Linked DNA regions of Homo sapiens: all the other regions are linked to region 1. A link is an interaction called in ENCODE POLR2A ChIA-PET data of the cell type or tissue named here. Cell type or tissue: OCI-LY7. All regions are shown on one strand. Links, peaks and the distances in the headings refer to the core of each region. The heading gives the core; the rest is flanking DNA.

Region 1 (7,662 bases), core at 3,424-5,923:
GAGGACTAGAATTTCTAAACGGTAATTAAACATTTTAAATAAAGAACAGTTTGATGGTTAAGGAGACACCCAGACATTATCCAAGTGCTATACAGAGCTACAATAAAAAAAAAAAAAAGTACAAGGCTGGGCACAGTGGCTCACGCCTGTAATCCCAGTACTTTGGGAGGTCGAGGCAGGTGGATCACTTGAGTTCAGGAGTTCAAGACCAGCCTGACCAACACATGGTGAAATCTCATCTCTACTAAAAATAAAAAATTAGCTGGGTGTGGTGGCGCACACTTGTAATCCCAGCTACTTGGGGGCTGAGGCAGGAGAATCACTTGAACTGGGAGGCGGAGGTTGCAGTGAGCTGAGATCGCACCATTGCACTCCAGCCTGGGTAACAAGAGTGAAACTCCGTCAAAAAAAAAAAAAAAAAAAAAAAGGTACAATGGCCCGCAAATGTATGAACTTTTTAATATTCTGAATTCTGCCAAAAAGATTGACTCATAGAATTCCAAAATCAGACAACTGGATAATTTTGTTAATGCACAGAATAAGAAAATTAAGCCAAAGAAAATATATCCACAAACACTCCTTGGCAGCAAGTCATCCATGGGAGACTCAGGTAATAACTGGGACTAGGTAAAAGGTCATGGGCCAAACAGATTGCAGACACACCAATTTCAGGTTTACATTCCATTAAAACAACAATTTTTTCTTTGTCTAGTTGGAAGTCTCTTGAATACATACACAGCAAGGCAAAATGTGACCCAATGCTGTAAATTCAAGGTCAAAGACAACTTTCCATTAACTATTGAAAATTTAAACAGCAAGAATGGATGTGTTATATAGTAAATATATTTAATAACTGAATAAACAAGTGGTTTTCTTTTTTTAATCAATGATGAAATTATGATGAAAATAGTCAATGAAAGCAGAAACCAACTTTACTACTAGCATTAAAAGTCTCTTAGACCAGATAAGCAAAGAATAAACTATAATGTAGTACTCAAGTAAACTGAGGTAGTAGAAAGTATTGAAAACTTTATCCACCCACCTTTCTATTTACATTACTTACAAGAGTTTGGTTCCATATTAGCCTTTCTTACAAGCAACACTCTATAGTATGTACAAAGGCAACAATTGAGAAGTGAAAATCTTTGAAAAAAATACACTTTTGGAAGGGAGGGACTCTTAGAAAAAAAGAGAATAATTTTAAGAGTTATGAATAGTGTAAATTGAGGATTATTAAGCAGTGAAACAAATATTCAGCTCCTATGGGTTCATGAGGGTTGATACCAAAAGCAAGGGCCTTGGCTACCTGAGCACTTTTAAAGAATATAGTATTGTTTTTGCCGATGCTTTGGTGCAATTTTTAATCCTAATTTTCATTTATGTTAAATTAGTGAATATGTAAATATTAATATTTATAAGAACAGTTCATACTTATAAACAAATGGTATAAAGTAGTATTCTCATTTTGGGAATCTCAGCCTTAAAAAAAAGGTTGGCTTTACTTATATTTTAGAGTGTGTGAAACAGAAAAATCACCAATAAGTAATATTTCAGCATTATAGACAATACTAGTTGAAAATATATATATTTTTAAAGGCATGTTTACCAGTCTTGTATTTCTATTTCTGCTTTTTAAAAAAAAATAGGTACATATGTACACTTGGGTGGATAACATAACACATTTACACTCATTATTCTGAGTTTCTTATAATTAACAGGCTGTTTAAAATACTTACTTTGAGAAATAACCAGACATTAGCTGTTTTGAATTGCAAAACTAACAAATAATCAAGGTTTTATAGATCTCTGTACCTTAGAAATTAAAAATTAAAAACTAATGAATAACTATTTCTGAGCCATTAAATCATGAGACACTGTTGCTATTTATGAGCTGTGACAACACTGCAGTGATCACATGAAACTCTTGATAATATTCATTTTGTAGAAATTTCTACCGTACACTTTGGCTTTTTCAAATGCTTCAAAATTATTGTTGCTTTAATTTCATTTGTTTAAAAATCTACCACCACCCAAAAGTCCAGTCAAAAAGAAAAAGCCATCTGACATACACAGAATATACAATGCTATGCAGAATACCCTGGTGACTGACTCATTCAGATGGAAGTCTAAAAGGGAAAAAGAATCTCCATAAATGCATGTTGTGTCTGCTTCCTTGGTTTCTACCTATTTTCCCACCAATTTCTAACAATTTTTAGGTATATTAAAGGAGTATTTGTGCAACATATGGAGAGTGAGTGCTTGCTACAGCAGCCAGAAGTGGAAGATCACTGGATTCAATCCTGAAATAAAGGGGAAAAAAATGTCAGTTTTGATTTTCTGTACTGAGGACATGAACTCTACAGGCAATGACCACCAACTGTAAGGTCACTATACCTCAACGGTTAAGGAGCTAGGCCACTCTGGCCGAAAGGAAAAATTCTCAGTAAATAAAACACAGAACTACAGATACGAGTAACAACATCATAAACGTAGAAAAGTGTCTCAATGACATGCTGATGGAACATGAACTGGGGCATGGCACAATGACTAACAACTGCAATCTAGTGTAATAATAGCTGGGTGAGGTGACTCGTGCCTGTAATCCCAACACTTTGGGAGGCCTAGTTGGGAGGATCGCTTAAGCCCAGGAGTTGAAGACCAACCTAAGCAAGATAATGAGACCCTGTCTCCACAAAAAAATTTTAAAAACTAGCTGGGCATGGTGGTGTGTGCCCGTGGTACCAGCTACTCTGGAAGCTGAGGCAGAAAGATCTCTTGAGCCTGGGAGGTTGAGGCTGAAGTCAGCTATGTACCAACAGCAGGGCAACAGAGCAAGACCCTGTCTCAAAAAAAAAAAAAAACAAAGAATAATAATGTGTACCCAGATTGTTTTGGATTCAAATGTTTCTATAATAAGATGTATTGGAAGTAATGGGAGCTACTTCAAAATACATCCTACCACAAATTTATAGGAAAAGAAAAATGGCCAACCAACATAGAAAATATTAATCAGACTCCCTCATGGTTAGAGAAATGTGAATAAAATCAGATACCATTTTTTAGATAGTAGCCTAGCAAAGATCAAATCTGGTAATAGCCAGTACTGAGAAGAGTGCCTCTTACTGTTTGTGGGAATTCATTTTGAAACTTTCTGGAGAGTATTCAGTATAATCTGTCAAACTATCTATCAATACAGGCCCTTTAACCAAAAATTCTATTTCAAGGAATTTATCCTACAAATGTCAGAGACTTATATTCAGTCTGGCACTGGTTTATAGTAGCAAAAAACTAAAAATAATCTAAATTCCAACATATAAGGGAATGCTAGACAGCCATTAGGAAGAATGAGATTATTCTGTGCTTATATGAACATTCAAGATATAGTAAAAGGCAAGTTGTACAAGGACACAAGAGTATAACTCAACTTAGATTTTTAAATAATATTCATTTAAAAATTCTACAAAACAATCTGTTAACAGTGTTTGAGTAGGGGTTGGAAGTTGGGGGAAGAAGACAATGACTTACTTTTCATTGTATGCCAAAATGCACTGTGAATTTTGGTTACATTTATGTTACTTTTTAAAACTTGTCTTAAATATTTTTACATAAAGGCATTAAACACACAGCTCACTCCCCAGAAAAACAAGGTTATATCCTGTTACTGATTTTCCAAATACTGGAGAACAATTCTCTCTGTATAACTCAAGTCAAAATCATCAAGTCTGGACCAACAGTGTGGTACTACAGAATATAAATAGGGTCTAAAGTAAAAAAGATATAGAGTCATTCAAATCCCTAATTAGTCCTACCAGTGTGTGACATCTGGCATGTTAACTTCAGAATCATCTGTTTCCAACCTGGATAACACTGCCTACACACTGCAGGATGATAGTAAGAATGAAGAAATAACACTAGTAAAAAATTTTCATGTGGTTTGACATACAGTAGGTTCTCAGTGATATTGGTTTCTTTTCCCATCATAAAAGCCAAATTAGATAAAAGTTCTAGCTTGTTTTGCTTTCTTTAATGGCATTTCAAGAAATAATTCATATGAACCCACCTAAAGTGGCCAGAGAACACAAGAAAAGTGACCACAGAACATAATGAAATAGGGCTATATTATGCCCCCCCTACCAACTTCCCATTCCTCCTTCAGTAAGCATTTTTGATAACTGTTTTCTGCCAGAGAATAATGCAGAGTAGACAGATATAATATATAGTTAATGGGGGGGAAGGAGTAATATATGGATAACGTATTACCATCTACAGACTTCTGTTACCTCAACCAGCTCATGTGGAAGGCAGGGCAGATACTTGGAATAATGAGTTTGCAACATATTTAATAAATGAGTATGTACTTATGTTTCTGAGACAAAAATTCAGATTTTAATTCACTGTGATTATATTCTCAACCTACTGTATGTAATGGCACAAGGGATAATGCCTTTCAGATTAGTGGATGACAGGGAACCTGCTATTACATGGTACAGGGCAACCTAAATGATAACAGCCTCCAGCTTCTAATAGGAGAAGACACGTAAAAGGAAAAAGGGCAATTCTGAGGAAAATTCCTTGCCTGATGACAGGGCAATGAAAGCAAAGCCAAAAAAGAAACCATTAACATACCCCAGAACCACTCCCAGCTCCTTGACATGAACACGCATCTGCCCCCTCAGGTATTCAGACAGCATTTTACTTTTGAAGTATAGCTCCTGCAACCGGTCTTCAAGATGCATTACACACTGCAGTTAGGGAGGAACCAAGAACCAGGTCAGAAAACAGTTTGCAACTCTCAGTCATGGCAAACTCCAAAACATAATGTTTTTGACAATTCTGTTTGTTTATTTCAATATGAACTAAAATTTGGAGCACATTTTTAAAGTATGTAGTTTTAGCTAAAAAGAGAAGTGAAACTTTTTCTGGCTCATATCAAAGATTAGCTTCTACAGCGTCTTTTTTTTTTTTTAACTGTGCAAAAATACACATACAATTTGCCCTTTTAACCATTTTTTGTTTGTTTTTTGTTTTTGAGATGGAGTCTTGCTCTGTTAACCAGGCTGGAGTGCAAAGCGCGACCACAGCTCACTGCAACTTCCGCCTCCCGGGTTCAAGCAATTCTCCTGCCTCAGTCTCCTGAGTAGCTGGGACTACAGCCATGCGCACCACACCCGGCTAATTTCTTTTCTATTTTTAATAGAGATGGAGTTTCACCACGTTGGCCAGGCTGGTCTCAAACTCCTGACCTCAGGTGATCCACCCACCTCAGCCTCCAAAGTTCTGGGATTACAAGTGTGAGCCACCATGTCCAGCCCTTTTTAACCATTTTTAAATATACTTCAGTGGCACTAAGTACATTCAGAATGTTGTGCAACCGTCACTACTATCCATTTCCAAAACTTTTTTCACTATGTTTTTATTTCAAATTTGATAAATATAAAATTTTTATAAATTAATACTTTTCAAATGTATTTACATAGGAAAGGATGTATTCTCCTGTGGAGAATAAAAAACAGTTTGCAAAAGTTCACAAAGAATGCTATGTGGTTCCCCAATTTCTAAGCTGAAAGACTGAAAATTAAAACACATCTGGGCATGGTGGCTCATACTTGTAATCGCAACATTCTGGGAGGTGGAGGCAGGAGGATCATCTGAGGCCAGGAGTTCGAGATCAGCCTGGGCAACACAGTGAGACTCTGTCTCTACAAAAATTAAAAAAAAAAAAAAAAAAAAAGAATTAGCCGAGCATGGTGGCACGTGCCTGTAGTCTTAGCTACTTGAGCCCAGGGGTTTTGAGGGTGCATTGAGCCATGATTACTACTGCAATTCAGCCTGGGTGACAAAAGTTACAAAAAAAAAAAAACCTGAAACACATACATTTTGTTTAATGTCAATTAACTTGCTCAATTTACTAAAATAGGTGATTTATCATGTGAATTGATGCTAAACATGTTTGAGGAAAAAACAGAAGTTTCAGGTGCTAAACATTAAATTCATACAGAGTGTTCCTTTCCAATGAAAATCAGTTATTAAAAGCTCCTAATAAAAATCTACTTTATTATTGTAAAACACAACCAAATGGTTGTGGTTTTATAGTGTATGTTTTTTCACAATGCTTTAGGCTGATAATGCCATAAGAAAATTTTAACTGCAGAATATATGTAGATATAAAATATGTAATATAATTTACTATATTGACCACTTTACAGTATATAATTATATAGTCCTAAGAGCATTCGATGTTGTGCAACCATCACCACCATCCATTTCCAGAACATTTTATCATCTCAAAAACTCTGTGCTCATCATCTCAAACAAAAACTCTGTACTCATTAAACAATAACTCCTTATTCTCTTCTTACCCGCAGCCCCTGGTAACCACTATTTTAGATTCAGTCTCTATGAATCTGCCTATTTGTGGTACCTCATATAAGTGGAATCATACAATATTTGTCCTTTTGTGTCTAGTTTATTTCACTTAGCATAATGCTTATGAGGTTCATCCATGTTGTAGCATGTATTAGAATTTCAGTCCTTTTCATGGCTGAATAAATATTGCATTGTATATATTATACCACATTTTGTTTATCCATTCATTTGCTGATGGATGCTTGGGTTATTTCTAACGTTTGGCGATTGAGAATAATGTTTCTATGAACAAGAGTATATACTGCCTGAATCCCTGCTTTTAATTGTTTTGAGTATAAACGCAGAAGTGGAATTAATAGATCATATGGTAATATACAATGTTAAACTTTTTGAGGAACAGCCAAACTTTTCCACGGCTCCAGCACCATTTTACATTACCATCAACAATGCATGAGGGTTCCAAGGTCACCACATCTTGGTCAATACTTACTATTTTTTGTGGATTCTTTTTATCATAGTCATCCTTACAGGTATTGAATGGCAGCTCACTGTGGTTTTATTAGCATTTCCCTAATGACTAATGATGTTGAGCATATTTTCATGTGCTTATTGGCCATTTGTATATTTTCTTTGGCAAAACGTCTATTCAAGTCCTTTGCCATTTTTTAATTCAATTATTTTTTTCCTGTTGAGTTGTAGGAGTTATTTATATATTCTGAGTATCAATCCCTTTTGAGATATATGATTTGCAAATATTTTCTATTTTATAGGTTGTCTTTTCACTCTGTTGATAGCTAATAAACAAAAGTTTTTAATTTGATGAAATCCAATTTATCTATTTTTTTACTTTTGTTACCTATGCTTTTGGTTTCAAATTCAAGAAGTCACTGTCATATCCAATGTCACAAAGATTATCCCCTAGGTTTTCTTGTAAGTTTTATAGTTTTAGCTCTTAAATCTTTGATCCATTTGGAGTTCATTTCTGTACGTGGCATAATTCTTTTGTATGTGGCTATCCAGTTTTCCCAGCATCTTTTGTTGAAAAGACTCCTTTCCCTGTTGAATGGTCTTGGCACTTTTGTTGAAAATCAACTAAACTTATATGTGAGGGTTAACTTTTAGGATCTCCATTCTATTCCATTGGTCTATATACCTGTCCTTATGCCAGTAGCACAATGTTTTGATTACTGTAGCTTTGTAATAAGTTTTGAAATCAAGAAATGTGAAATCTACCAACACTGTTGTTTTTCAAGATTGTTTTATCTCTTTGGGGTCTCTTGAGATTCTTAATGTATT
Region 2 (7,662 bases), core at 2,106-4,605, 94 kb after region 1:
ATAATAATGGTAGTACTCTTCTGTTTTACATATATTTACTCTTTACATGTAAAGATAGTAAGTGCTAACGTGAGTTAGCTGCTGCTATCATTATTACTTTTATTAGACATACTTGGAATACACATTTCATTACACATATTTGTGTAATTATCTGTTAACTGTCTCTTTCTCCTGTTAGATTCTTAGTTCCATGAGGAAAAGGACTATGTCTTCTTTTATTCACCTGTATTCCCTAGTGCTTAACAGCGGTTGCCAACCTTTTTGGCACCAGGCACCAGTTTCGTGCAAGACAATTTTTCTGCAGACTGGGGCAGGGTAGTGGGGATATGGTTTCAGGATGAAACTGTTCCACCTCAGATCAGCAGACATTAGTTTTTGTCATTAGAAAAGGAAAGACCTGAAATCTCAGTATAGGTTTTTTTGCTTTTCTTTTTTTTAAGAGTTGAGTTCTCACCATATTGCCCAGGCTGGCCTCAAATTCCTGAGCTCAAGCAATCCTCTCACCTCACCATGCCCAGCTTCAGTATAGTTTTGATTTTCATTTTCTTAATTATGGATAAGGGAGAGGATCTTATAAACGTATGATTTTATTAAACGTGTCATATCAATTTGTATATCAACGCTCAGCTCTTGTCCTTCACTCAATTATCTACTGAGTGGTTCTTGATTTCTAGGAACTCTTTATATTAACACTTGGCATTTTAAATTGTCAAAGTGTTTTCTCAGGTTGCCATCTGTCTTTTAACTTTCCTTATGGTGTTGTTTTCTGTTTTATCATGCAAGTTGAAAAAAAATTGGCTGTCAAATTTGTCAATCTTTTACTTTATGGCTTCTGAATTTTAACTCATAGCTAGAAATATCTTTGCTTGAGACAGAGTCTCACTCTGTTGCCCAGGCTGGAGTGCAGTGGCATGACTGCAATCTTGGCTCACTGTAGCCACCGCCTCCTGGGATCAAGCAATTCTCGTGTCTCAGCCTCCCTAGTAGATGAAACTACAGGCACGTGCCACCACACCCGGCTAATTTTTGTACTTTTTTTTTTAGTAGAGACGGGGTTTCACCACGTTGGCCAGGCTGGTCTTGAACTCCCGACCTCATGTGATCCACCCTCCTCAGCCTTTCAGCCTCCCAAAGTGTGGGATTACAGGCATGAGCCACTGCATCCGGCCTTTTTTTTTTTTTTGGCCAGCGGGGAGAGGGTCTTGCTTTGTCACTTAGGGTAGAGTGCAGTGGCGTGATCCTGGCTCATTGCAACCTCCACTTCCTGGGCTCAAGTGATTCTTCTGCCTCAGTCTCCCAGTAGCTGGGACTACAGACACTCAGCACCACACCCAGCTAATTTTTATGTTTTCTGTAGAGACGGGGTCTTCCTATGTTGGCCAGACTGGTCTCAAACACCTGGCCTCAAGTAATTCACCCATGTTGACCTCCCAAAGTGCTGGGTTTACAGGCGTGAGCCACTGCACCCAGCCTAGAGATACCTTTTCCACTCCACAGATATATAGGAACTCCCTCATTTTTTCTTTTGTAATGTTATAGTTTTATATTTTTATATTTAAATGTTTGATATACTTGGTTTCATCCTGATGTACACTGTAAGATATGAATCCAAATTAAGGCTGGGCACAGTGACTCATGCTTGAGCCCAAGAGTTTGAGACCAGCCTGGATAAAACAGTAAGACGCCATCTTTAAAATAATAATAATAGTAAGTAGTAACAGTATGAGTCTAAATTAATCTTTCTTCCACATGGCTAATTGTCTCAACACCATTTAAGATGATGCCTTAATCATATACCAAAATTCCTGAACGTATTTGGATGTATTTCTGATCCTCTATTTTGTTCCATTAGTCTATTGCCTATTTATGTGTCAATAACACACTGTTTGGCCAGGCGTGGTGGCTCACGCCCGTAATCCCAGCACTTTGGGAGGCCGAGGTGGGTGGATCACGAGGTCAGGAGATGGAGAACACCCTGGCTAACACAGTGAAACCCTGTCTCTACTAAAAATACAAAACGTTAGCCGGGCGTGGTGGCCGGTGCCTGTAGTCCCAGCTACTCGGGAGGCTGAGGCAGGAGAATGGCGTGAACCCAGGAGGCGGAGCTTGTAGTGAGCTGAGATTGCGCCGCTGCTCTCCAGCCTGGGTGACAGAGTGAGACTCCAGCTCAAAAAAAAAAAAAAAAAAAAAAAAACACTGTTTTAGATACTGAGACTGTGCAGTATATTTTCAAATGTGATAGGACTGGCTCATCCTCACTGCCCTTCTTTTTCAGTTTTCCAACCAATCATTGCTAATTTTTTTCCATTTGAACTTTAGAATCCACTATTTAGTTCCAGACACTACCCCCACCCCAAACACACAAAAATAAGGATAACATTGTTTCTGTGATAGCATTATTTTACAAAGCACTTTGGACAACTTTATAACATTGACTACTGCCATGGAATATGTTTAGCCTTTCCATTTGTTAAGGTACGTTTTTACGTCCCTTAAGAAGACTTTTAAAGTTCTAAACTTACAGATTTTGTTAAGTGTATGCATAGGCAACTTTGTCATTTTAATTTCTATTTTAAATGAATGTCTCACTTTTATGTGTTCAAACTGGAAGCTATTTGCATATATTGAGCTTACTGATTTCTGTATATTAACCTAAATCCAATTATCTAACCAAATCCTATGTGCAAATGTGATATCATAAATAAGACTCAACTATTCAATTAGCACTGTACGATGCTTCGGAGTGTTTCTCATGTCTTAAAATCTGTAATCATCTTTCCAAAGTTATGTGAATTTACTGATGTACAACTTTATCCTTGTTTAGAATCAGTGAAAGCTGATACATGTGAATGGTCATATAACTTAACTGGGAACTCATGAAATAGCATTGCACTGTTGTTGACATAAAAACAATGTCTAGGATAAGGATAATAGTGTGATAAAATCAGAATGGATCCATTTGGCTATGTTAGTGTTCATATCGAAACCATATCTCAATATATTTTTCTACCACGGGAAGGTTCTTCTGTCAGAGATGTTGAACCAGAGCAACTCCATCTTGAATAGGGGCTGGGTAAAATAAGGCTCAGACCGACTGGGCTGCATTCCCAGATGGTTAAAGCATTCTAAGTCACAGGAGGAGATAGGAGGTTGGCACAAGACATAAGTCATAAAAACCTTGATGATGAAAAAGCCTGCAGTAAAGAAGCTGGCTAAAATGCACCAAAACCAAGATGGCGACAAGAGTGACCTCTGGTCATCCTCACTACTACACTCCCACCAGCTCCATGACAGTTTACAAATGCCACTGGCAACATCAGTAAATTACAGTATATGGTGTAAAAAATGGGAGGCATGAATAATCCACCCCTTGTTTAGCATACAATCAAGAAATAACCATAAAAACCCACAATCAGCAGGCCTCGGGGCTGGTCTGCCTATGGAGTTGCCATTCTTTATTCCTTTACTTTCTTAATAAACTTGCTTTCACTTTACGGATTTGCCCTGAATTCTTTCTTGCTCAAGATCCAAGAACCCTCTCTTGGGGTCTGGATCCAGACCCCTTTCCGGTAACACTTCTTTAAGATCACTACACATATTCACTTTAATTGGGTTTTATAATTCAACAGTCATTTTTCATAAAATATATAACAGATCTGAAAAAATGAGTTCTGAGGAAGCTATACACTGATTAACAATTTTATTTCAACTTACATAAGACACTATTTGAGCATGCAAAGTACTTTGGTTTCTGAAGCATAATCAAAGCATTTATGTAGTTCACTTTGTATAGAATTTAAAATGTAATAAAATACATAGCTTCCTAATTTTCTCCCAAAACCCATTAAATATACTCTACATACACAATGTTTGCTTTGCATGGAAATACAAAAATGATCTGCTTATATTAATAAACTGCTGTTATATTCTTCATTGACAATTCTTTGGTTCAACCAAACGCAGAAATGGATCAATATTCCACTGTGAAATATTGCCTTCTCTCACACTCCAGATAAAAGGTACTCAAAGTGAATTATGATCATCTATAATCTTTACAAGGAAAACTGCCATGTGTCTTACACATTTAAAAGGACTCCAGTAAGTATTTTTACAATGACTATTTTTTAACGCTGAAATAGCTTCACAGTAAACAATCAATAGGATTTTGATTTAATTAAATACACTCAAACATATTGAGTGAGCCCAAATATTACTATCTTCTACTCCTACTTGGCAATTTTCAAATGATATTTTTCAAAAATTCAGATTCAGGCTGATAACAAACTGTCCCAAGTAGCCTGAAGAGGGAGGACTGCGTGATCCCAGGAATTCAAGTCCAGCCTGGGCAACATAGCAGGACAGATGGACGCTGCTTCCAAATGAGAAAATGTTTTAATTTCTTTTTTGATAAAGCGAACAGAGTAAAACAATTTTGCAAGGCTCACATTCTAAAGCTTGACTTTCTGTTTATAACTCATGGCGACATTATGTTCTAATTTTTTTAAAAAGAATGTTTTCAATAAAAGTTTTGGTAAATAGGCCAGGCAAAGTGGCTCCCGCTGGTAATCCCAGCACTTTATGAGGCCAAAGCAGGCGGTTCGCTTGAGCCCAGAAGTTCGAGACCAGTCTGGCCAACAAGGCGAAACCCCATTTCTACTAAAAATGTAAAAATTACCCAGGTGTGGTGGTGCACACCTGTAATCCCAGCTACTCGCAAGGCTGAGGCACGAGAACTGCTTGAGCCTGGAGGCAGAGGTTTCAGTGAGCTGAGATTGTGCCACTGCACTCCAGCCTGGGCGAGAGAGCGAGACCCTGTCTCAAGAAAACAAACAGACAACAAAAAACCCTGTCTCAAAAAAGAAAAGGCTTTGGTATATTAAATGGTCAAAATAATATTTATAGTCCTTATTCTCTCTTGTAAATTGTTTTAAACTAAGAAAAGTGTTTTAAAACTAAGAAAGAAGAACATGAGAAGTTACTTCAACATTTACCACAGCAAAATAGAATATTGTACAAATACAGCAAAGCTGAATAATTTACTTTCATACAGCAAACTGCTAATGCTTAAACATAATGTCTTTATTATGTATGAACCCAAATTATAATGTAGAAAGTTTAAAAAAATTTACAGCACAATGTCCTTCTTTCCATATATAGAACCCAGGACAAACAATGAGTATTTCAATATGTACAGTAGTGTTCAAAAGGAAGACATAAAATCTTCAGGAGAGTATTTACAGGATTTTGAAAATAAACTTCCTAACAGTAATTACAATCGATCAAAATGTGTCCTGAGTACTTACCACATGTAAGGCAATGTGCAGTGTAGGAAATAAAGGTGAGTAACAGGACAATTTTTTACTTTAAGGTTTTTTTCCCAGTCTAGTAACAAATACACATACGAATACAGCTATGATATAGAAGGCTATGAATATGAGTAAAGAATTATGAGAATTCTGATGGAGGAGAAAATAAATCTACCTAGAGAAAATCAGAAAGGATTCATAAAGTTGTGATAAACTCTGAAGGAGGATAAATTTTCAATTAAGGGAGATAGTATATAGGATAAAGGCATAATAAAATAAATGAGACTGGAAGTAGTCAACAATGTTTGATTTCTAGACACTGATGAGTTTCTAGAAAAGTTTTATAATAAAAAGAAGAGTAGGTTTATAGGCAAATTTCAGAAAGTTGAGTAATAACTGGATAGTTTGAGAAGAGAGTCAATGTATTACTACTGAGACACCGAGAGACAGAGAAGACCAAGGAGAGACCAACAGAGAGACTGAGAAGAGACACTCTAGAGAGCCTGAGTGATAGAGAGACAAAGGGAAAATGAGAGACACCAACAGACACCAAGAAAGATGACTGAGAGGGACGAAGAGGCCAGGGATGGGAAAAGACAGAGAAGGACACTGCTATGGACTGAATGTGTGTCTCTCCTCAAAATTTATATGTCGTCCTAACCCACCATGCGATATTAGGAGGTGGGGACTTTAGGAGGTGATTAGGTCATAAGAACGAAGTCCTCATGAATGGGGTTGGTGTCCTTATAAAAAGGACTTGAAGAGTTCTCTTGCCTTCTTTCCACCATGTAAAGGGTAGAGTGAGAAGTCAGCAGTCTGCAACCCAGAAGACAGCCCTCACAAAAAACTCAAATATGCTGGGAGAAACCAAAGTTTCTTGTTTAAGGCACCCAGTCTACAGTATTTTGTTATAGTAGCCTGAACTAGACAAACACAAACCTGAAGGAAAAAGTAAAGAAAAATTATTTTAGCAGCTTTGTGAATGTTTCCAAGCAAAGAGAAAAGCTGAGAGGGATGAAGGAATACATCGCAGGAGAGAAATTAATGAGACTAATGAAGCATCGTCCCAGAAAAGGTATGCAGGGAGAGTTCAAAAAACAGCATGAGTGGATTCTTACAGGGCTGTTTAACATAAAAGAGAAAAGCTGAACAAACACAAAATGAACAGCATTAATCAAAATTAAGAGTAAGGGAGAGGCATATGTTGAAATTCAATAGGATACTATCAAATACAAAAAAAAAAACTTCAATAAATGTTTGCTGAAAAAGTAATAAAAAATAATCGAGATAATTAAAAAAAAATCAGCCTCAGCCAAGTTCTGCTGAGCTGTTGTCAGCAGTCTAAATACAAAGAAGTCATGCTTATCACATTTGTTAAGTTAGCCTTGGATTTCAACTGTCTGCTTGACTGTCTCCAATTCTATGACTCCTAAGCATCAAACCACTCCTCAGCTATTCAAATCAAAATGTTAGATTCACCAAACATTTCCTTCTCCCTCAGCCCCAATATCCAGTCATTTCCTTCTCCCTCAGCCCCAATTATCCAGTTTGATAATACTGGAATTATCAAAATGTTCAACATTAAAAGTCAACCAAATCAATAATGATGCTCACCGATACTGATATGTCCTCATTTCTTCTCTTAACACTGGAGTCAAACAAAACATTTCTCCCTCGTCTTTCACAGTCTTGATATACAATCAGTCGAATCTGGCTTGGATCAAACTCTGGTAAAGGCCAACTTGAAAGAAAAGTAAGGAAAAGTAAAGATCCATTAGAGTTACATTAATAAATATTCCATATACATTATTAGAAATAAATCTATATAATAAAGCCCAAAATTATCTTATTGTTAAATAATATATATATCTTTATATTAAATATCACCAGTTCATGGCTGAAAACTTTAAAGTAAAAATAAAGGCAAAACAAAATTATCTTTATTTAAAAATAATACTGGTAACTATCAGTATATATAAAATATAGTTATCTCGTGATTTTTGAAAGCATTAACTTAATAAATATACATAAGTATATTTAACATAATGAAAATATGTACTGATTTCATGTCATGGACCAAGATGACATAATAAGGTTAACCCATATTTTTAAGTAGTTTTGTTACTATTTCTCCAATATGGAAATGTGAAAAATGAAATGGTTTTCAGTTTAAATAATAGCAAAGGACTTACAAGACAAAAAACAAGCCAAAAAAAAAAAAGTGGAGAGCAATCAAGTATAGTGAAAATTCTCATATGCTGCTGGTATGAATACAAACTGGCACAACTCCTGGGTGTGGTGGCTCACACCTGTAATCCCAGGACTTTGGGAGTTCAAGGTAGGAGGATCACTTGAG
Region 3 (7,662 bases), core at 2,011-4,510, 450 kb before region 1:
TTGTCACACTATTATAAACTATGCTATCCATAATAATTTATTTTAAAATCTTTACCTAAATTTGTACTTTGGTCCAAAATTGAGATAAAGACTTTATTTCAAGGAATTGCTTTTTGGCCGGGTGCGGTGGGTCACGCCTATAATCCCAGCACTTGGTGGGAGGCTGAGGCACGTGGATCAACTGAGGTCAGAAGTTCAAGACCAGCCTGATCAACATGGAGAAACCTCATCTCTACTAAAAATACAAAATTAGCCGGGCATGGTGGCACATGCTTGTAGTCCCAGCTACTCAGGAGGCTGAGGCAGGAGAATCGCTTGAACCCGGGAGGCGGAGGTTGCAGTGAGCCGAGATTGCGCCATTGCACTCCAGCCTGGGCAACAAGAGCAAAACTCCGTCTCAAAAAAAAAAAGAAATTGCTTTTTATTGATATATCTAATATGACCAGAGTAGATAAGGCGTTTCAGGGGCCTGAAGTACAGGAAATAAACCATGATCTCAATGCAGTTCCTTTTTAAAGATCTGGCAACATCAACAAACTAAGGCTGTTATAGTACTCAGTATCTAATGTGGAAAGCAAAGTCAGGGATTTTACAATCTATAAGACAAAATTATAATAAAAACAGTATATAGCATATAAATATAGTTGGAGTGCATTTGACCTAATTAAAGTGTTAACAGTTAATGAATACAGAAGAATTCAGTTGTAAAATATCTTTTGATGCCAAAGATTATCCAATAAGGTGAATTGGGTAAAGAAGTAAAATAGTGGATATTTGACAGGTTTTCTGGGAATTTACTACTCTTCAAATAACGCTGCTTTGTTTCAAGACTTCCAATCTGCCTGAATTCTAAATCCCTAAGACAGAACCTAGAGAATTTAAGTTCCTCTGTTTCCTTTGTAGCTCAGGCACAGGCGTTTGATTAGGTGAAGCACACTCACTTGTATTCAGCACAGAATCTGTTTTGCTGGCAGGAGTAGCATCAGTGGTTTCAGGATCAAGTTCCTCATGGAGAAGAGAAGTAGCATTGGTATGGTGGCAAGAGCAGACATAGTAAGGTTGAGTTTCTGGCAACATCCGAAGTGTAGCATCTTGTGTTCCATGAGGGTAAAAATGGCAGCATTTTTTTCTGGCACCCCACGAGAGAGCAGCAGTTTTTATCATTAGCCTATTTCTGTGGTATGGCTTTGGTCATTGTTTCTGGAAGCTTAGTCTCAAGCCTGCCTGGTTCTGGACAATTTGAAACAACCTGTTTAATGCCTTTCCAGCTTCTAAGCAGCCAGAGGCTGCTTCTGTGACTAGTAACAAAGACCAACAGTTAAAGCTTTTATAGTCCACTTCCTGGTGATATGAGTTAGGCAAAATAAAATTGGCCGGGATCGCTGGCTCACACCTGTTATCCCGGCACTTTGGGAGGCTGAGGTGGGCAGATCACCTGAGGTCAGGAGTTTGAGACCAGCCCCCTGGCCAACATGGTGAAACCCCGTCTCTACTGAAAAATATAAAAATTAGCCAGGCATGGTGGTGGGCGCCTGTAATCCCAGCTACTCGGGAGGCTGAGGCAGGAGAATTGCTTGAACATGGGAGGCAGAGGTTGCAGTGAGCCGAGATCACAGCCACTGCACTCCAGCCTGGGCGACAGACAGAGCAAGGTTCTGTCTCAAAAAATAATAATAATGATAAATAAAATTGAAAAAGAGGTTGAATGCAGATTAAGCTAGCCCACAAAGCAGAGATAGAAAAAAGTATTACTTTGCTAAAAGGCACAATTCTGTCTACAGCCTAGAGTCTAATTGATTAAGAGTCCCATAATTTAGAGCCTTGGAGAGTTAAAAATGCTAATTGTTCTTATCCACTAAAACTAAAGCCAGTACAAGCAGGGAAATTCTGAGCTGTAACATGAAATAAGATCGATGCCTCAAGACTTTCTCATTCTTCCAGACAAAGATTAGATATATGATTCATTTACTGACTGGAACTTACTATTCTTCATTGCTTTAAGAAGTGGCCCCTAAGGTAAGGGTTAAGGAGATGGGCAGAACGTAGAGGCTGCTACCAAAGGATGACAGTCTTCATCCTTATTTTTCTGTGGCTACTTGTGCATGGAAATGACTGGAAACCAATTTGAAGCTTATAAAGTTTTTGAGTGAATTGTATTGCCAAGAAACTCCAGGCCTGGCTAGCTCTTTTCACCTCTTAAGGCCACCCCTGGGCCCCTAAACTCCTATCACCAGGAAGTAGACTATGAAAGCTTTTAAAGCCCCAAAGAAGGGCATCTTCCCCAGTATCTCCACCTTAGAACAATGAGGCTCAGCAGGACCTAATGGAAACACTAGCACTGTAACCAAACATCCTTGATTTCAGTCTAGATGAGACCTGAGGGGACAGGTAGTGAGTGGATGTATGCTACAGATGGAAAGAAGGATTTATATGCATTTTGCATAGCCAAAGGGGTTGTGCTTGTTGCCTCTCCAGTATCTATTCTCCTGTTCTTTTTTTTTTTTTTTTTTGGAGATAGAGTGTCCTTCTGTCGCTCAGGCTGGAGTGCAGTGGCACGATCTTGGCTCACTGCAACCTCAGCCTCCCGGGTTCAAGCGATTCTCATGCCTCACACCTCCTGAATAGCTGGGACTACCGCTCGGGCAATCCAACCACCTCGGCCTCCTAAAGTACTAGGAGTATAGGTGTGAACCACCGTGCTTGGCTTCTCCTGTTCTTTTTTACTAACTGAGAAATTGTGTTCAGGGTGCAATGTACCAAGCAAAAAAAAAGTTATTTTCCAGACCATGTGACACCTTTCTGGTCTATATAAACCGTGTCTATTCGGTGTTACTTCCAAGAAAGTCATTGTTTTCCTGTTTAAAAGGAGCAGGCTGAGCTGGCACTCTCCTTTTGCCCTTTTCTCTCTTCTTCCCATCTGGAGTGCAGATGTGATATGACAAGCAGCAGTGAAGACAAAACCACTCATGGAAGGTAGCAGAACAGGAAGAGAGAAAGAGCCTGGGTCCTTAGTATCACTAAGGACAAGCACTAGCCCAGAACTGCCTTAATCTGTATTTCTTTTTTTTTTTTTCCGAGATGGAGTCTAGCTCTGTCGCCCAGGCTGAAGTACAGTGGCACGATCTCGGCTCACTGCAACCTCTGCCTTTGGGTTCAAGCGATTCTCCTGCCTCAGCCTCCCTGGTAGCTGGTGCCTGCCACCACGCCCAGCTAATTTTTGTATTTTTAGTAGAGACAGGGTTTCACTGTGTTGGCCAGGCTGGTCTCGAACTCCTGACTTTGTGATCCGCCCACCTCGGCCTCCCAAAGTGCTGTGATTACAAGCATGAGCCACCATGCCTGTCCTTTAATCTGTATTTATTGATAATGTGAGAAAAATTAAATCTCTTACTTATTTAAACCAGCTTTTGGACTTTGGTTATTCAGAACTGAACATACTCTAAAGTGATATGGGTATATTTAACCATTTATTTTTCCATTCTCCCATAAAAGTCTTGTTCCACTTTTGTAACACATGACATTATACTATAATTTGTTGTTTATCTAGCTATCTTTTCCATTAGATTGTGAGTTTCTGGAAGCTGAAGAGACTATTATATATTCACCTTCATATCTTAATTTCTTGATGTAATGTCTAGCATGAAATAGGCACATATAGGTTTGATAAGTGAAACAAATTATTGCCATTGTTAACAAGTTAAAATGCACACTACAATTTATTCTCTGATGAAATCTCCATAGGTTTGGTAAAAGCAAGTGAGATATAAACAATGGTTAAATAATACTTATTTAACTGGTTTTCATTTCAGTAAGCCAAATTTATCATCTGGCTAATAAGAGCACTATTCTTAGTCAGACCAGTTCTTTCTTAATTAAGTGAAATATTCAGTTTGCCTTTTGGGTTGAATTTGTTTTAGTGTTGTCTTCTGTCTTTTTTTTTTTTTTTTTTTTTTGAGAGAGAGAGTCTGTCTCCCAGGCTGGAGTGCAGTAGCATAATTATTGCTCACTGTAATCTCAAACTCCTGGGCTCAAGCAATCCTCCTGCCTCAGCCTCTTGAGTAGCTAGGAATACAGGTGTGCACCACCATGCCTAGCTAATTTTTAAACAATTTTTTGTAGAGACAGAGTCTCGCTGTGTTTCCCAAGCTGGTCTCAAACTCCTGGCCTCAAGCAATCTTCCCACCTCAGCTTCCCAAAGTGCCAGAATTACAGGCATGAGCCGCTGCATCTGGCCACTGTGTGTGTGTGTGTGTGTGTGTGTGTGTGTGTGTGTGTAAATATATATATTTTTAAAACCTTTTTATTTTGAAATAATTCAGATTTACAAAAAAAGTGCAAAAGTTGAAGGGTATGAGAATTTCCTTTACCCAGATTCTACAAATGCTAACATTTTACCATATTTGCCTTATTGTGTTTCCCTCATTTTTTTTTCCTGAACTTTCTGAGAGTAAGTTGCAGACATAATGCCTATTTACCCCAAATGAACATTTTTAGAATTATGACAGCCCATTTGGGTCTAGATCTCCTGGAGAAATACCTTAGAGTATATTTTTTTAAGATACTTCAGTGTGTATTTCCTAAATATACAAGGACATTCTCTAATGTAACTGCAATATAATGACCAAAACCAGGGTATTAATATTGATGCAATGCTATCATTTAATCTTTCCATTTGTCCTAATAATGTATTTTATGGCAAAAGGAAAAAAAATTCCCTGTGGACCAGTATCCTATTGGGGATCACACATTGCATGTAGTCATCATGTCTCTTTAGGTATCCTTAATCTAGAGCAGTCCTTCAGTCTTTCTTCGTCTTTCATGTCCATGATGTTTTGAAAAGTATAGGCAGGTTATTTTGTAGAAGGTCGTGCAAGCATTTTTTGATTGATAGCTCATCTAGGTTCAGCTCTTCTGGAGAAAAGAAGAAGAAATCAATGTATCTCCTCAAAAATTTGGAATTTTTTTTTTTTGAGGTGGACTGCCACTGTGTCCCCCAGGCTGGAGTGCAGTGGCACCATCTCGGCTCACTCACTGCAACCTCCGCCTCCCATGTTCAAGCGATTCTTGTGCCTCATTCTCCTGAGTAGCTGGGATTACAGGCATGCACCACCACACCCAGCTGATTTTTTTTTTTTTTTTCAGTAGAGATGGGGTTTCACCATGTTAGTCAGGCTAGTTTCCAACTCTAGACCTCAAATGATCATCCCTCCTTAGCCTCCCAAAGTTCTAGGATTACAGCCGTGAGTCACCACACCCGGCCAAAAATTTGTATCTTAAGAGCTTTATCTTAACTCCAGCAAGATGTCTTACCTAGGACTCAACAGGTTTTTGTTGTTGTTTTATGATATTTCTCAATGTGGGCACTATTGGCATTTTTGACAGGACAGTTCTTCACTATGCCAGACTGTTCCACCCATTACAGAAGGTTTAGCATCCCTGGCTCCTGCCCACTAAATTCCAGTAGCATTCTCCAGTTGATATGACCACACAAAACACCCTCTTTTAAGAACAATTGTTATTTAAAATTTAGAATCTTTAAATTAGGAGACCAGTCTTGCTTTTCATATAGTAGATAGTATAAGCAAAATTTCCAGTTGTTTTCATTATCAGTAATTGGTAATTAAATGACCAATAATAGAAGTTTTAGCTGAATTCTCTTCAGTTATTTGATTTGCTATATTTAATGATAAAGGGTTAAGTGGATCATATATGTTTTTATATAATCTGAAATGAGAATGCTATTAATTCTAATTAGAGTCAAGGATGCCACCTTAGATATCAACTGAAATAAAATATCCCTGGAAGATTTATCTTAAAACTGGATATTTTACTATTTTAAATTTTAGGGGGAAATGAGTGTCCTTGCATTTAATTCTAATTTTAGTGATGTTAATTATTCTCTTTTTTTTTTTTCTTTCAGAACTGGTCCCTAGGAAAGACCTTCTTGTAGAAAATGTGCCATATTGTGATGCACCAACTCAGAAGCAATGAGTTTTCTAGAATACAACAAGTCTTTGTACTTTTTAACTTTAAAATCTACAACTCTGGCAAAAGTCCTGGAAATGCAGACATTTTCCCTGAACTGGCATATTGAAAATGAATGAATTACAGAATAGCTTCATATTTAAATTTCATGTTAAAAGGTCATTACTGAGAACTAAAGAACATAATTAAGTATTTCTAAAGGAAATTAGATAAGAAAACATTTCATTTTCATTGAAAATCAAATTTCATAAAGCAAAGTAAATGCTTAGGGAGATATATTCAATCTTTGACCTTGATGAGTATTTGATCTTACCATAGCTATTTGAGAATGTGGTGCTTTTACAAATTGGTGAGTTTTCCTGCCATGTGAAATGCAATTATTACATTTAAATTGTTAGATTAAAATGATATTTAGTCCTGAAAAATATTAAATTGGTCAAAAAAATCACAGTGTATGCCAGCTCTCTACAGAAAGTGGCCTTTGTTTTCTAAAGCACTGGGATTATTTCTGTAGCTAATATATAATTGTACAGTTTCTTTTTAGAGATAGAGAGTATCTCTGTGTTCTTATGAAGACATTTTTTATCAGTTTTCTGAAAATAGATGAATAAAATATTATAGTCACCTAGGGTCACTATGGAATAAAGAAATCCTAGTTTAAAGAGGAAATAGTGGCCCTTGATCAAACTATTTAATATGGCCTTAGTAGAATTAGCTGTATTTAGACAAAGTTAGACTTTAGTGTGAAATGTAATCGGTGGCTACATTCTCATCGTTTTAATTAATGAAACTTAAATGGCTTCTCTTCTTCCACATGTCCTGTCCTTGACAAGATGGGCAGTATCACAAAAGGTCCTGGCATTCTACCATCTAACACTAGGAACTGTAAAATACTGTTTAATATTCTTCTTGTTTCTCTTTTATCTGTGTATCTTTGCCATTCTATTTTCTCAGTGAATAGTATGTTTTCTCCCATTCACTGATAAATTCTCTCATTTGATGATGATACAGGGTTTTTAATTTTTGCAAGATTCTCAATGCAAGCATTGTTATGTATCTAGAAATTATACCTAGAGAAAAATGAAAGTCGTTTCAAATTTGAAATTTGCCCTTTTAAGAGAATGCTGAATGTCATCGCAGTATATAATCACTATATAAATGTGCTGACTTACAGTTATTTTAGTGTCTATATGACATATTTTGAGGAAAGTTGGCTGACGTTATTTAAATTTAATATATATTCTATATTTTAGTGTTATTGAATATTTTATCACTGAGCTTTTTTCTTTAACCTGAATTCCCTGTTCCATTTTTCATTCATATTAATTTAAATAACTCCAGATTTCTTTCTTATAGTCATTATTAGTAGCAGATGAGATTAATAATTCACATGTTTATTAAAGATAGTGGCTTAGAAATTTTAAGATATATTGATATAGGCCCGGGCGCTGTGGCTCACACCTGTAATCCCGCACTTTGGGAGGCTGAGGCGGGCAGATCACAAGGTCAGGAGTTCGAGACCAGCCTGGCCAATGTGGTGAAACCCCATCTCTACTAAAAACACAAAAATTAGCCAGGTATGGTGGCGGGCGCCTGTAGTCCCAGCTACTCGGGAGGCTGAGGCAGGAAAATCACTTGAACCCGGGAGGTGGAGGTTGCAGTGAACTGAGATTGTGC

The links. Peaks named below come from ENCODE experiments on the same cell type or tissue, not always from the same donor. Only the 100,000 strongest peaks of a DNase experiment are listed, where the experiment ranks them.
Region 2: POLR2A ChIA-PET joins it to region 1 with 8 read pairs; 4 of 35 experiments call an interaction of 5 or more read pairs at or near these places.
Region 3: POLR2A ChIA-PET joins it to region 1 with 5 read pairs; 2 of 35 experiments call an interaction of 5 or more read pairs at or near these places.

Annotation. Positions count from the first base shown.
Region 1 is chr5:131,642,464-131,650,125 of GRCh38, forward strand. FNIP1 (folliculin interacting protein 1) reads right to left here. Exons shown (of 18, transcript NM_133372.3): 17 at 4,627-4,742; 18 at 1-2,300. The coding sequence ends at 2,222. Among named protein-coding and RNA genes, the nearest start is that of RAPGEF6, 11 kb to the left of the region's middle. In OCI-LY7, for the core only: CTCF peaks have their summits at 4,707 and 4,910; a DNase peak (open chromatin) is centred at 4,708; H3K4me3 peaks cover 1,513 bases; H3K27ac peaks cover 1,999 bases.
Region 2 is chr5:131,737,644-131,745,305 of GRCh38, forward strand. It overlaps FNIP1 (folliculin interacting protein 1), which reads right to left. Exons shown (of 18, transcript NM_133372.3): 2 at 6,921-7,047. Among named protein-coding and RNA genes, the nearest start is that of FNIP1, 56 kb to the right of the region's middle. In OCI-LY7, for the core only: no CTCF peak of the experiment used is centred there; no DNase peak of the experiment used is centred there.
Region 3 is chr5:131,193,611-131,201,272 of GRCh38, forward strand. It overlaps LYRM7 (LYR motif containing 7), which reads left to right. Exons shown (of 5, transcript NM_181705.4): 5 at 5,921-7,662. The coding sequence ends at 5,991. Among named protein-coding and RNA genes, the nearest start is that of LYRM7, 26 kb to the left of the region's middle. In OCI-LY7, for the core only: no CTCF peak of the experiment used is centred there; no DNase peak of the experiment used is centred there.